2 separate regions of the Homo sapiens genome follow, and region 2 is linked to region 1. The links are chromatin contacts, found by Hi-C in ENCODE. All regions are on one chromosome and are shown on one strand. The core of a region is the stretch at or near the end of the contact, and the rest is flanking DNA. Distances in the headings are between cores, read along the strand shown. Region 1 overlaps AGTPBP1 (ATP/GTP binding carboxypeptidase 1). Region 2 overlaps NTRK2 (neurotrophic receptor tyrosine kinase 2).

Evidence for each region. A loop is a pair of places that touch in the nucleus more often than their neighbours do. Pooled maps may share reads with other maps.
Region 2: a map of endothelial cell of umbilical vein shows a loop between it and region 1 (5-fold over the local background). The contact joins two enhancer-like sites. A Hi-C loop is called at or near these places in 1 of 168 maps with a recorded cell type or tissue (endothelial cell of umbilical vein), 8 of 37 single-sample maps with no recorded cell type and 4 of 50 pooled maps.

What each region holds. Positions count from the first base shown.
Region 1 is chr9:85,606,058-85,612,844 of GRCh38, forward strand. The region is part of intron 17 of AGTPBP1 (ATP/GTP binding carboxypeptidase 1); the gene reads right to left. Among named protein-coding and RNA genes, the nearest start is that of AGTPBP1, 130 kb to the right of the region's middle. Within about 2 kb of position 4,254, at least 3 of the 41 ENCODE cell types and tissues checked have a DNase peak (open chromatin) inside an H3K27ac peak, as active enhancers do.
Region 2 is chr9:84,780,044-84,787,339 of GRCh38, forward strand. The region is part of intron 12 of NTRK2 (neurotrophic receptor tyrosine kinase 2); the gene reads left to right. Among named protein-coding and RNA genes, the nearest start is that of NTRK2, 110 kb to the left of the region's middle. Within about 2 kb of position 2,553, at least 2 of the 41 ENCODE cell types and tissues checked have a DNase peak (open chromatin) inside an H3K27ac peak, as active enhancers do.

The sequences.
Region 1 (6,787 bases), core at 3,004-5,503:
ATGTAACTTGACCAAACTCTCCAATAAAAGGAAACAATCAACAGGGTGAAGAAACAACCTGTCGAATGGGAGAAAATATTTACAATCTATTTATCTGACAAGGGATTAGTATCCAAAATATACAAGGAACTCAAACAACTCAATAGTAAAAAATAATCATAATAATCTCATTAAAAAGTAGGCAAAGGACATAGATATTTCTCAAAAAGAAGATATACAAATGGCCAACAGGCATATGAAAAAATGTTCAACATCACTAATCATCAGGGAAATGCAAATCAAACTACAATGAGATACCATCTTACCCCAGTTAAAATGGCAATTATTAAAAAGAGAAAAAAAAAAAAAGATGTTAGTGAGGATGTGGAGAAAAGAGAACTCTTACATACTGTTGGTGGGAACGTAAATTAGTGTAGTCACTATGGAAAACAGTACAGAAATTTCTCAAAAAACTAAAAATAAAACAACATAAGATCCAGCAATCCCACTACTGGGTATTTATCCGAAGTAAAGGAAATCAGTATACTGAAAGGATACCTACACCCACCCCATGTTTATTGTAGCACTATTCACAATAGCAAAGATATGAATCAACCTCAGCATCCATCAATGGATGAATGAATATAGAAAATGATATATATACACAATGAAATACAATGTGGCCATAAAAAATGAAATCATGTCCTTTGCAGCAACATGGATGGAATTGGAAGTCTTTATGTCAAGTGAAATAAACCAGGCATAGAAAGACAAATATTGCATGTTCTCACTCATATGTGGTAGGTAAAAAAGTTGATCTCATGGAAGTAGAAATTAAAATAATAGATACAAAAGCTGAGAAGGGTGTGTGGGAGGGATAAGGGGGGTGAAGAGAGGTTGGTTAATGAGTGTAAATATATAGTTCAAGAAAAGAAATGTTTTAATGTTCTATAGCAGAGTTGGGTGACTATCAGTAACAATATATTGTATATTTCAAAATGGCTAGATGAGAGGACTTAAAATATTCCTAACATACAGAAATGATAAATCATCAAGGTGATGGATATCCTAAATACCCTGACTTGATTGTGACACATTCTATACATGTAACAAAATATCACATATACCCCATAAATATGTGCAAATATTATGTATCAATTTTTAAAAGTTAACTATATAAAGTAGTGAAAGGTTCAAGTTAAGGTCAAATAGCACTTTAGATTTGTCTCATGTGTTCTAATGTTATAAAAAACAATTATTATTACATTACATTTAAAACAATGTATTCTCATATCACATTTAAAACAATCATATTAAATGCTGGTCACAGTGAAGTTAGCTATATTTGGATATTCTGACTGTAACAAAAACCATTTGGACAAAGTAAGTTGCCCCAGCAAGAATCAATCAAATGAGGTAAACTCAGACTCAATAAACCAGTCTATTCAACCTGATATAGTATGGAAAGCCTATATCTGAGCAAGATTTATTCATTAGTGAAAGGATAAACCTTCATGTATGTAAAACAAGTGTGCTTAAAACTGTAAATTTTTTGCCTCAAATATAGATAATCAAAATATTAAATTGCCAGAGTGCCAATGGCACTAGCCCCTAATAATATCCAAGTAAAGGCCAAAGTTTTATTGAGAACATGGTTAATATTATGTGCAAATACAAAGAAAGATGAGGTGTTTTAGGTCATAATCATTAATGTACTATAAATCACAGATTTGTAAAATGTTGGAGTTGATGTTAACACCCTCATTTAACAGATGAGGAGAACAAGAAAAGTTTAAAGTGGAGCTCTAATAAACCTGAAGGCATCTATCGTAAGCTGCATGTTATTTACACCCAATGACTCTACGTAGAAAAAAATACATGCTTCTAACACGTCTAGTATTACAGCTGCGATTTCAGATTCAGATTCAGGTGGCTGCCATTATCCTCCAGTCTCAGAATTTGATTTTTCATCCCAACCAAAGAAGAAATAAATAAATTCAATAAGTAGCACATATAAAACCACACATGACCCAGGCCTTCAGCATTACTAGAAGACAGAATATAACAAACTTTAAATTGTTTATAAATAGTAAAATGAGCAAAGATATAGAGGATGGAACAACAGAATTGGGGTTGAAATCTTTAAAGTAGATTTTAGAATAAAAAATATTTAATGAGAAAAAGGAGGAATTTTATAATGACAAAGTCACAATTCATAATGAAAATATAATAATACTTAATATCAATGCATCTGATAAGATCAACCTCCTACATAAGGCAGAAACTACAGAAGATATAAGCAGAAATCGACAGGGACATACTATTGATATAGTCTTCAAAACACCACTCTCAGAATAAGATAGAACAATTGAACAAGAAAACAAAATATAGAGAACCAAATGACATAATCAATGTGGCAATTTTTACATCTAAATGTCAAATGTCTCATCCTGATACAGATGAAAAATATATCTTCTTATGTGAAGAAGATATATTCTTTATTATCTTCTTCTCAACAGCACATGATACATTCATAAAAATTGATAATATATATGACAATATATTATCAGCAAATTTTAAGCAAAGATATCTTCTTTGCTTGGAATTTGATGATAATATATTAAGATATAATATAAGATGATATAAGTAATATATCTTCTCAATAGCACAATACATTCACAAAAACTGATAATATATTACATCACAGGGAAAACAACACCAAATTTCACAAAACAGAAATATTACAAACTCTGGTCACAGTGTACTAAAACTAGAAATTACAAACAAAATGAAAAAAACAAACAGGGAGGGAACCCACGCAGGAGGATGGAAGGAAGAATAATTTGGGATATCAGACCCTCAATAGGGTGGAGGAAGGCATCTGTCCAAATAGACAACAGGGAGATTATTACATAAACTGGAATTGATCAAACAAGTTAATATATTACGGACAGTGGGGCCCAAAATTATCTCTGTTGGAGAAGAAAGTTGTAAATATGGAAAGAAAACAAGAATAAAGCCTGTGTTATTTGCTCGAAAGTTAAGGTATAAGTATAATCTCATGGAGTGTATGTGTGTTTGTGTGATTATATACACACATACATAAATATGTACCTACAAATATGGAAACCACTACAAATGTGAATTACTGTGTAAATATTATGTATGTATTAAATATACTCCCTAATTGTTCATTGAGATAGTTTGTAAACAGTAATAACCCAATAGCAATGTGTATACCAAGTGTACAGATCTTTTTTTTTTTTTTTTTGAGATGGAGTTTCGCTCTTGTTGCCCAGGCTGGAGTGCAATGGCATGATCTTGGCTCACTGCAACCTCCACCTCCCAGGTTCAAGCGATTCTCCTGCCTCAGCCTCCCAGGTAGCTGGGATTACATGCAGGTGCCAGGCTCATTTTTGTATTTTTAGTAGAGACGGGGTTTCACCATGTTGACCAGGCTAGTCTCAAACTCCTGACCTGGTGATCCGCCTGCCTTGGCCTCCCAAAGTGCTGGGATTACAGACGTGAGCCACCGCGCCCGGCCAGATCTTGGTTTTTAAACATCATTCACTACTAAAGTAAAATGGCACTCTTTGAAGAAATGGCAGATTTCATTCAGGGGTAGAGAAAAGCAAGATGGGCCTTGTGCCAAAAAGCAAGGGCACCCATAAGGAATGACAGGGATATCTCAAAAGGGCACACACACCAGCATTAATGGTATCCCACTGGCCAAATCCTGGACAATTTGAATATCAAAATAAATAATGATAGCAACAAATTATAACTCATTGAGTCAAATAGGAAACCCAGTCTATACTGATAATACATTAAAAGCTTGAGAAGGAACAAGATATTTAGATAGTCTCAAAGTACCTCAATGTATAACACTAATTACAAAGAGAAGAAGGAAATGTAGGAAAGCCACACACCTAAATAATATTAAACTGTAAAGAGCACCCCAAAAGGCAAAAATGTATGAGGAACATTTGTCAGGGGGACTAATCCATTCTAGGGAGGCAGAGGAGACTTGAATTAACTAACGTGGGCAAAGCGGTGAGAATGCTACAGACTAGACTCCAAAATTGTACTTTATTGCCTGGTTCCAAACATGTTCAATTTATGTAAGAAGGCAGTTGAAAATCCTCAGAAATCTGAGAGAAACAAAGATGGAGAGAAAGTGAAAGAGAAGCTTGGTACTGAAGCTCCAAGTCACTAAAATGCAAGACTGCCATCTGGTGGTAATTTCAGCAAATCCCTTCCAAGTAATGGGGGGGTAAGAGGGGGTGATGGATTGAAACAGACACAGCACTATTTAGTGACACACATTCTCAAATTCAGTATTTCAAAGGCAGTATTCTCTTTACAATTGAAAATACAGTGTGAAACATAAATATTTTTAAACTGCTTAATTTTAAGATCATTCACTTGTGAAAACCACTAAGTATTCAATAGAATCACTTTTAAAAAGCTCAAAGAAAAGGACAACTTGAAAGAGAAGCAACTGCCAGCCTGTTCCTTTTTGGGGACACTGCCAAAGAACAAGACCTCTATTGGGCACATTTTCTAGAATCCAACACTTAAATAGTACCCCAACCGGCACGCCCCAATCAAAAAAAAAATTACAGACAATAAGCTACTCTCCTAACTGATACTACTTCCTCATTTCAATCATGTCTGACAATTAAATAAATACCTCCAGATGAAGAAGTTTCCACTGCACATACTTTCTTTGGTCATCAGCCCCCACCCTTAAAATGAATTATTGCTAGTTATAATTGCTTACAATGTTAAATTCTAGTTTACCAAAATATTGGTCCCTTTCTTTTAATTCTGTTAATGTTAAGACAAACCAAGATTTGCTTTATGTTGTACTGACCTAACAAATCTAAAGATAAGTTTAATAAAATATTACATCTACCTAAACAGCTCCCATAGCTTCTACTAACTTCCTAGTTAAATACTTACAAATACATGGAAATAAGAAGAAAACTCACAATAGACAACTTATCATCAGAATCTGGAAGGAATCTCTATTAAACTTAAGGCAGATGGAGCAAGACTGAAAAATCCAATGCAGAATATGCCTCGTGATCTGTATCTTGTGGTTTAGGGGCTTTTCTTTTTTTTTTTTTTTTTTTGCATTTTACATTTTGGATTCCACAGCTAAAATAAGTGTCACACTAAATAAAAAATAAAGAAAACAATAAAGAAGTACAAAAATAGAAAGCATAAAAACCCAAACACATCAATTGTAAGAATTTTAAACAGGTTAAACTCCTCTATTAAAAGACAAATGATCAAACAACAAAATCCAACCTCTTATTTATGAAAAAAAAAGCAAACATACATCAAGCAAATTCAAACCAATATAAAAACAGAATTCAAGGCAAAAGATGCTGAATGAGATAAATGTGATAATTTTATACTATTAAAGAGATATGCAAAAGGAAAATGGAAAACTTACAAAATTCTGTGTGCCAAGTAACATTGTATTAAAATAGAAAAAAAAAGTTTTTAAATGAAGGCTTGACAGAAACACAACATAATTGAAAGACTATTAAGTATTTTTAAGTCTTAGGTAGATAGAGAAGACAAAAAATAAACAAGGATATAGAAAGTTGAATAGATGTATAATATTAAATATGAAACAATATATTTTTGGGGGACAGAGTCTCACTATGTCACCCAGGCTGGAGTGCAATAGCACAGTCTCAGCTCACTGCAACCTCCACCTCCCGAGTTCAAGCTATTCCCCTGCCTCAGCCTCCTGAGCAGCTGGGATTACAGGTGTGTGCCACCAAGCCTGGTTAATTTTTTGTATTTTTAGTAGAGATGGGGTTTCACCATGTTGGTCAGGCTGGTCTCGAACTCCTGACCTTGTGATCTACCCACCTCAGCCTCCCAAAGTGCTGGGATTACAGGCATAAGCCACCATGCCCAGCCAAATATGAAATAATAAGAAATCTCTCTCTATATATATTGGTCTCTACCCCCCAGTTCCTGGCTCAGAGCTCCTAAAACCCTTGTCATTTCCCAAGCAATGGAGGTGCCAGAAACATCTTTTGTTCTAATATTTGGTCTTTGACCCCACTCCCTGACAAAGAGCTTCTAAATCTCTTAGAACTTCCTGGTGATAGAAACAACTTCTATTCTAATGAGGCAGCTCTTGGTGTACTCTTTGATGGGGATTGGTCACCAAAAAGACCAAGTCATGATAAGAAGCTTGGAACTTTCAGCCCCAAACTCCATCCTCAAGGGAAAGGAAAGGAGATGTAAACTGAGTTAATAATCATATCGATGTGATGAAGCCTCCATAAAAATCTCCAAAACACGGGATTCAGAGAGCTTCCAAGTGATGAATGCATCCACATGCCAGAAGGGTGGGGCACTCCAACTCCATGGGGAAAAAAGCTCCTGTACCCAGGACCCTTCTGGACCTACCTGTTCATCGGGCTGTTCATCTGAATCCTTAAATCTATCCTTTATAATGAACTGTGAATCGTAATTCAGTGTTTCCCTGAGTCCTGTGAGCTGCCATAGCAAATTATCAAAGTGAGGAGGGTTATGGGACCCCCTGTTTGTAACCAAGTCAGAGAGAAGTATGGTAACCTGGGGACCCACTACTTTTGACTGGCATCTGTAGTGAGGGGCAGTCGTGGGAGACTGAGTCCTTAATCCTTGAGGTCTGCACTAACTCCAGGTAGTTTGTATCATAACTGAATTGTAGGAAGGACACCCAGTTGGTGTCTGGAGAGTAGAAGAACTGGAATGTGTGGAGAAAATAATCCCCACACATTTGGGCACAGAA
Region 2 (7,296 bases), core at 1,303-3,802, 830 kb before region 1:
GTTTTTTTTTTCCTTAAAAATCTGGTTTTGATTATTAACACTCTTGCCATTAGGGAACATTTGGTCTGAGCTACGTGTTAGAGTTCCACCAGTACAAGGGAAGAAAAAAAACCTGAGCTATCCCCTTAAAACAGTTGTCATACTATGAACCCCAGGCTCAATCTGACCAGTTGTTTGTTTTTGTAAATAAAGTTTTATTGGAATACAGCCCCATTCATTCATTTATGGATTATCTATGGCTGCTTTCATGGTACAGCAGCAGAGTTGAGTAGCTGTGACAGAGACCTTATGTCTCAGAAAACCTAAAATGTTTACTCTCTGGCCCTTCACAGAAAAGGTTTGCTGACCCCTGCCTTAATGGAACACATAAGCAAAATATCTAATGAAATAACCATCCACCTCCCGGACTTCCACATATTTTGTAATAGGTTGTGGAGATGGGGATCTTGCCCGGTTCAGCTTCTCTGTTTTAGTCAGGCCAGTCCCTAAATCAACGTAGGCAGATGCACAAGCAGTGAGATGGGAGCAGAAGTTCAAACTTAGGGGAATACCAAGGTCCAGCTCTGCGCAACTTTACCTTAAGAGTCTGTGATTCCCTCTGTGTACACTTCCATTTCATATACTAACATGGGTACTGTGTAAAAAGAGAAAGAGACACCTTCAAAGCTACCATCAGGGGTAGCGAATGGTGCTAGACCTCACTGGTCCATAGTTCCTACTTGATTAGGTCTCAGTTAAGAGCTAGTATATTAGATGGTTATACATGGAAACATAGGTGGATGTTTTTTCCTCTCTAAAAGAAAGCTATGAGCTATGAAGTTTTCTGGCTTGGATGGGTCAGTGATAATTTCAGGGGTATGGCAGACTTTGTGATATTTTCTTGGGAAGTAAAAGAAAAAAGGTATGGTTCTGATAAATATTCTGTCAGGAATTCTATATTTGAGTCTTTTTTTTGTTATAACATCACACTAATTTTTTTTATACAAAAGACTGTCAGGGTTCAGGGTGCAAAAGGGTAAATGTGCAGTCTTTGTATGTTCCATTGTCTTTTCTTCCTCTCTTCATAACTTTTGCAGAGAAGGCCAGCCTTGTTTGTATGTTCCGGTGTCCAAACCTTATGTGTACAAAGTAACTGTGTGGTTCAGTCAGAAGAAAGGTGATAGGAGTTTTGAGAAACTGGCATTTTGAAAAAGGGCAATTCCTGCCTCTGTAGGAGTCTTAGTACTTTTAGGATGTCTTAGGAGAACATACAACTGAACACCACCTCTAAAATTAATTTCTACTTACAGCTGAGTGTTTTTATGTATATGTTTTGTTGACGCTTCTTAAGAGTTCATAACATTCTCTGGTATATCATACTTTTCAGATCATAAGTATACTTTTTTCTTACTCATATAATAACTTTTCATATATACAAACATCTAATTCAAGAATTACCCATTAAAGACCTAGCCTTTTTTGCTTCCCGTTGAAAATGTGAATTTTGAGATTAATAAATAATGTATTTTAGTCATTTCAGTATAACATTCTTAACTTTGCCGGTTAAAAACAATACCTATTTTCAATGAGATGAATGCCCCCTGGTGGAAACAGTGGCAAATATTTGCACTGATTTGGGGGGCCCACAGACAACAAGAACAAGCATATCAAGTGTAATGATGGAACAATGTAGGCATATAATTGACATAGCTTAGAGAGTGTCTTTAGTTTTTTAAGTCTATACTTCATTTAAATGCAGTAAATAGAAGATAACATCAAATTGGGAGGGTCAAAACATTCAACAAGGAACTAACTAAACCCTTATTATGGCAATTTCTCTAGCGTCTTTCTTTTCAGCTTGGGAATCTCTTAGCTAGTAAAGTCATTTATATCAAGGCTCTTCGTAACGATTTTTTAATGGAGGAATTTTCAATAATACCTTGGAGGGTGTTCTAAAACTAAATAGTTGTATAAGAGAGAATTGCTTAAAGGATTATAAGATGGCCTCCAAGAAAACACACACACACACACACACACACACACACAAACACACACACCCACAAACAAACACGTCAGTGGGTGAGAGGAGCAGGTTTTGGGATTTAAGCTTCACCAATGACAACTTTATGTTGTTTGTCTCGTTAACTGCCAGACAATCCATCTCTGGTTCCATAGGGAATGCTTACCAAGCCAGGCATGTGAGCTTGCCAGGACTCATGTTTTTATAGAAAGCTTTATTTTGGAAATTTCTAATCTGAACATACTTGAAATCTAATTCTCAGAAAACTTTGGAAAACCATTTAAAAGGAAGCAGGAAAAGGGAAAAGCAAAAGTGAAGTATGAGGCTGTATCCCCTCTATAGGAAACGGAACTGTGAAGAAGCAGAGGTTGCTGGCACGTTCTGCGGCTCTCCCCTCTGCCCCGTCATACCTAGCTTTGCTGTGGCTGTCGCTCTAGCAGAAAAGCTGTGGTATTTTTTCTGCCTCTGCAATTTTCCCACTTGGATGGAGCCTTTGGAAATGAAAAAAACAAATAATCAAGAGCCATCTTGTATTGAAAGCTGATGTTCTGCATACTTAATGGGCTGAATCACCCTTTCCCTTTTCAGATATGGCTCATGTCCATTAAGCCGTGGATATGGCTGATAAATACCATTGTACTTGTCATATCACCAAGTGCCACATTTTCCGAGGCAGTGACGTTTCTTTACCTCAGCATTTGTGAGAGATTGCACTCTGGAGTATAACGGTTCAGGCTGAAGTTGTCTATTAACTTGAAAGGACTTAGAGATATGTTAATGGCTGGGTGGGAACTCAGTTCTTTAGAAATTCTTCTTAAACCAGTACCTTTCATCAAGTCACGATGCTTAATCTTATGTTATCCGTGGCTTATGTCCTGAAGTGGGTGGGAAATGGGGCTTGACTTCCCCAAATGTAAGAAGTGTAATATACAATACTTCTCACATATGAGAGATCAAGAGAAACTACTGAAGCTTCCAGTAGATATTCCAGAACTTGTTTCTTTGATAAGAAATAGGCTGTTCTCCTACTGTGAATGTCCTCTCGCTGTCCCACCTCCCAGCATGAGAGACCCCTAAAATATAATGCAACAAATGCTCTTAATGACATTGCCTCTCACAGATGTTTATTTAGAAGAACTGTGAAGGGTGACCTGTGAAGGGACATTTTGTGTGTCTAGGGATTGACTTTCCCTTCTTGACAGTGCTCTTTATCACAATGTATTTTTGTATCTGTATCACATTTTTGTGTCTGTATTGCAATGTATATTTTGTTGAAATGGTTTTGGACTCTAAACAGGGTTACCCAGCTTGATCACTCACGTTCTTTACTTGACTTGGCTCTGAATAATTCTCAGACATTTCCTGAGTCAGATTCATCCCTGAAGGGTTAGTATCTACTGTCAGGGATTTCAACTTAATTTTATTCACTTTCAGATATGTGTCTGTATCAGGCATTGGGTTAGATGGTCCTATTTCCCAGGGAATGACACTTTGGAGGGAAAATGTGAAGTCAGTGGATACTTTAAATAGAGTTTGAAAGGTGCCTAGAAAATGGTCCTCAGAGATGGGCATTGAAGGAGGCTTTGGGATTTGCAGAGTGTGAGAGTTGGGGAAAGAGCATGGAGAAGAGAGAGGGATGGATTCCAGGTAGAAATTTTATGTCCCAAGATGTGAAAGTGTAAGAAAATGTGTGGCATTCATACATTTGCTAGGAGTCTGGTTTGGCTTGAGCAGAGAACGGGGGTAGAGAATTGGGAGAAGAGACTGCTGGGTTGTGGGGGCAGGGCATGAAGGGGGCTAGGGAGTTGACAGTATGGACAGAATTTATCCCAAAGACTTCGCATGGAGGAGTACCCTAATTAAGTGTATGCTATAGAAAGAAGACTTGGCAGCATGAGGAGATGGAGGTTGGAAGACTGGGGTGTGATGGGAGGTGGGACTGCCACTGGGTTAGATCAAGTTCAAATAACTCAGTCTAATATTAGCAGGCTGTAAAGGTAAGATTAGAAAATGAATCCCAAAAATGTTGTGGGCAAAGGCAGCAAGGTTGAAAGAAGCTGTATGGCCTGAGGGAAAGGCAGAGGGGAGTCAGATGAGTCTGAGTTCAAAACCTAGCACTGCCGGTTACTAGTTGTATGACCTCCAATAGTCTCACCTGTCTTTAAATTTTTTAAATTGAGAAATAATAATTGTGCATATTTATGAGATACATAGTGATGCGTGATACAAATAATGCATAGTGATCAGATCAGCATATCCATCATCTCAAATATTTATCATTTCTTCATAGTGGGAATGTTCAATATCTTCCTCCCAGCTATTTGAAACTGTATGTTATTGTTAACTCTAGTTCCAGTCCTCACCTTTCTTTGCTGGCTTTCCATCTTCTGGACAATGGGAATGGTACTCTTTCTTCATGGTGCTGTGGTGGAAGTGAAATTAGATTATGCATGTTACAGGGGTAGAGTTTGATAGTCACTCTTTGAGGACACATGAGTGTGCCTGTGTACATTTGGGTACGTGTATGAAGAAAGGAGAGACAGAGGACCTCCATTCAGACATCGATTTTCTCTGTGCTTATTTAAAACTCTTCATTCACATGCTGCACACTCAACAAATACTTATTTAGTGGTACACACATGCAAGGTGCCAGCTAAGGACTCTGTTCCCTTTAGTGACATCTCCTGAGGGGGTGAGGGCAGAAGATGTTTAATAAATTAATGTTGGTCAACTAATTCATGCCCACATATGATGACAAAAGTGTCTAATAGCCAGTACAAGTCAAAATACTAGAAAACCATCCATCTGAGTTATTAACATTTTAATTTAGATCAATAGGGAAAAATAAGTCCTTAGGGGGTTTATTTATATCCTTAGTGAGTGTTTTTTTCTTCTCGCAATTTAGTTTCCTTGAGAACTGAACATTTATAAAGTGTTTTTGGTGAACCCATTTATACAGTAGAATTCATTTTCTCTAGGAGGTTGGGAACTACAGAGAGAAACCAGAGAGTCATAAATTCTATTTAATTCAAGTTCATGCATTTCACTAGAGAAAGCACCTTCTTTATCCTCTTATTGTACTTCCCCTGAGACCTCTGAACAGATGATGTTAGCAGTGATTTAAAAATGCAAATCATATCACAGAAGTCCTTTAAAGGATTGTTCCTCACTCCTCCTCCCACCCTCCATCACACAGGCCCTTAAACAACAGGAATGGTAAATTCAAAACCAAAACTTGCGTCATAGGTAAAAACCAACTATTTGCTGAAATAGGCTGTACCAGTCTGGCTATTTTGATCACCCATGATAGTTGGAAGACAGAGGATCTATATTCTAAATCTGATGAATGTATTTACTATTCACATTACATGTTTGAGGTGAGCCTGCTATATGTACATGTGGAGAAAGAAGTGTGGTTATAAGGCAAAATAAATAGTAGCCCTTGCAGTCAAGTGGCTTCCGTGGATCAAGAGCTCGTATAACTCATTTTCCAGAAGAAGGGCAGATGCATTGCAGTGGGAGTTCATAGAGAAAGATTACTCTTGGCTCATGCTATTGAGATACTTTTATGGAGGAATTAGTTTCAAGTTGTGCCTCGAAAATATTGGCCTGTAGAATCTTCCAGTTTGAGAAGTCCCTAATTACACAGTGTTTATGGGCATGATTTTTAATTGTGTACTGCACCTTATTTCTTCCTATGAGATTTTTATTCATTCTTTAATAACTCACACTACATTTGAAAACTGTTCTTGGGAGGTATTTAAGAAGAGTTGTGGGACTAACTCTTCTTAAAACATAAATTTTGAGAGTCAGGGATGGCTAGTCATTGTGGACAAAGGATGAACTGAGGTTCTTTCATTCCCAGCCAAGCTGGTGACTTGCACACAAGCGCCATGCTATCAGAGCCTCTCCCCAGGCAGTGTGCACCAGAATTTATTGCAACCTCAGTGTGAAAGGAACTGAGAAATCCTTTGGCAACATGACCTGGGAATTCCAAAAGTCGCCCATGCCTTTGTATAAAACCAAGGAAACCAGAGCACATTCAGCCACTGTATGAGCCTGCAGTCCCTTATGCTGATCCCTGCCAATCCCATCTCATCTGAGCCTCACATTCCCACAGTCCCCTGAAGCTTAATCAAGTTGGTAAAATTTATGTGTGTTCCTTAGAATAACCATCACAACAATTATTGCTATTATTTATGGAGCACTTGCTTGTTTCTAAGCATGTTTCCATGCACTTTGCATGCATTATCCCATGTAATACCCTAAACAACCTCATGAGTTAAACAATGAGACTGAGATACGAAGAGGTGCAGTAACCTACCTGGCCTCACCTGTGTGTAGGGGGTGAGTGGCAATACCAGGATCCAAGCCTAGGCTTACAAATTTGCAGCGATCTTCAAGATTATTATTTATTTTAATTATTCATTTCTCTTTGTTCTTGTTGTTATTTTGATCCATCTGTCTCTACTTCTGGTTCCTTTTTGCTGTTTTTCTCCAAAATAGGATATGTTGTTTTCTTTATCTCAGTAGACATCTTTTAATTATTTTAGCCTAATAATACTTAAGGGGGAAAAACAAAAACCCTACGAAAAGAAAAGTATTATCTTAAAACTTAAATAGGTTCAGTGGGAAAAAATCTTGGTTCAGAGGAAGGCTTTATGTTGCACATGTTTGAATTATGGACTTACCGCTCCCAGTGGCCACCACGTGTGTGTGCTTGCAAACTCATTTTTTGCTTTGAGAAACTGTGGACATGTAAGAGTGAAGGTGGCAGCTCTACTACAAAGAATTTTGCATGAGTGATCCTGAAAAATATGTCGAAAATCCACTCTCGATTTTCATCTTTTTAAATTGACATTTTATTGTCCTTGAACCAAGAAAGAAGCCATTCTGTTTCTCTGCTGGTTAGACTTTTGGAAGCTTGAAATGGTGCTATCAAAGACAATGCAGATTAAAAAAAATGACCAGTCAGGTGGGCGCGGTGGCTCACACCTATAATCCCAGCACTTTGGGAGGTGGAGGCGGATGGATCACCAGAGGTCAGGAGTTCAAGATCAGCCTGACCAACATGGTGAAACCCCGTCTCTACTAAAAATACAAAAATTGGCCAGGCGTGGTGGCAGGCACCTATAATCCCAGCTACGTGGGAGGCTGAGGCAGGAGAATCGCTTGAACTTGGGAGGTGGAGGTTGCAGTGAGCTGAGATCACACCACTGCACTCCAGCCTGGGCGACAAGAGGAAAACTCCGTCTAAAACAAACAAACAAACAAACAAAACAAACAAACAAACAAAC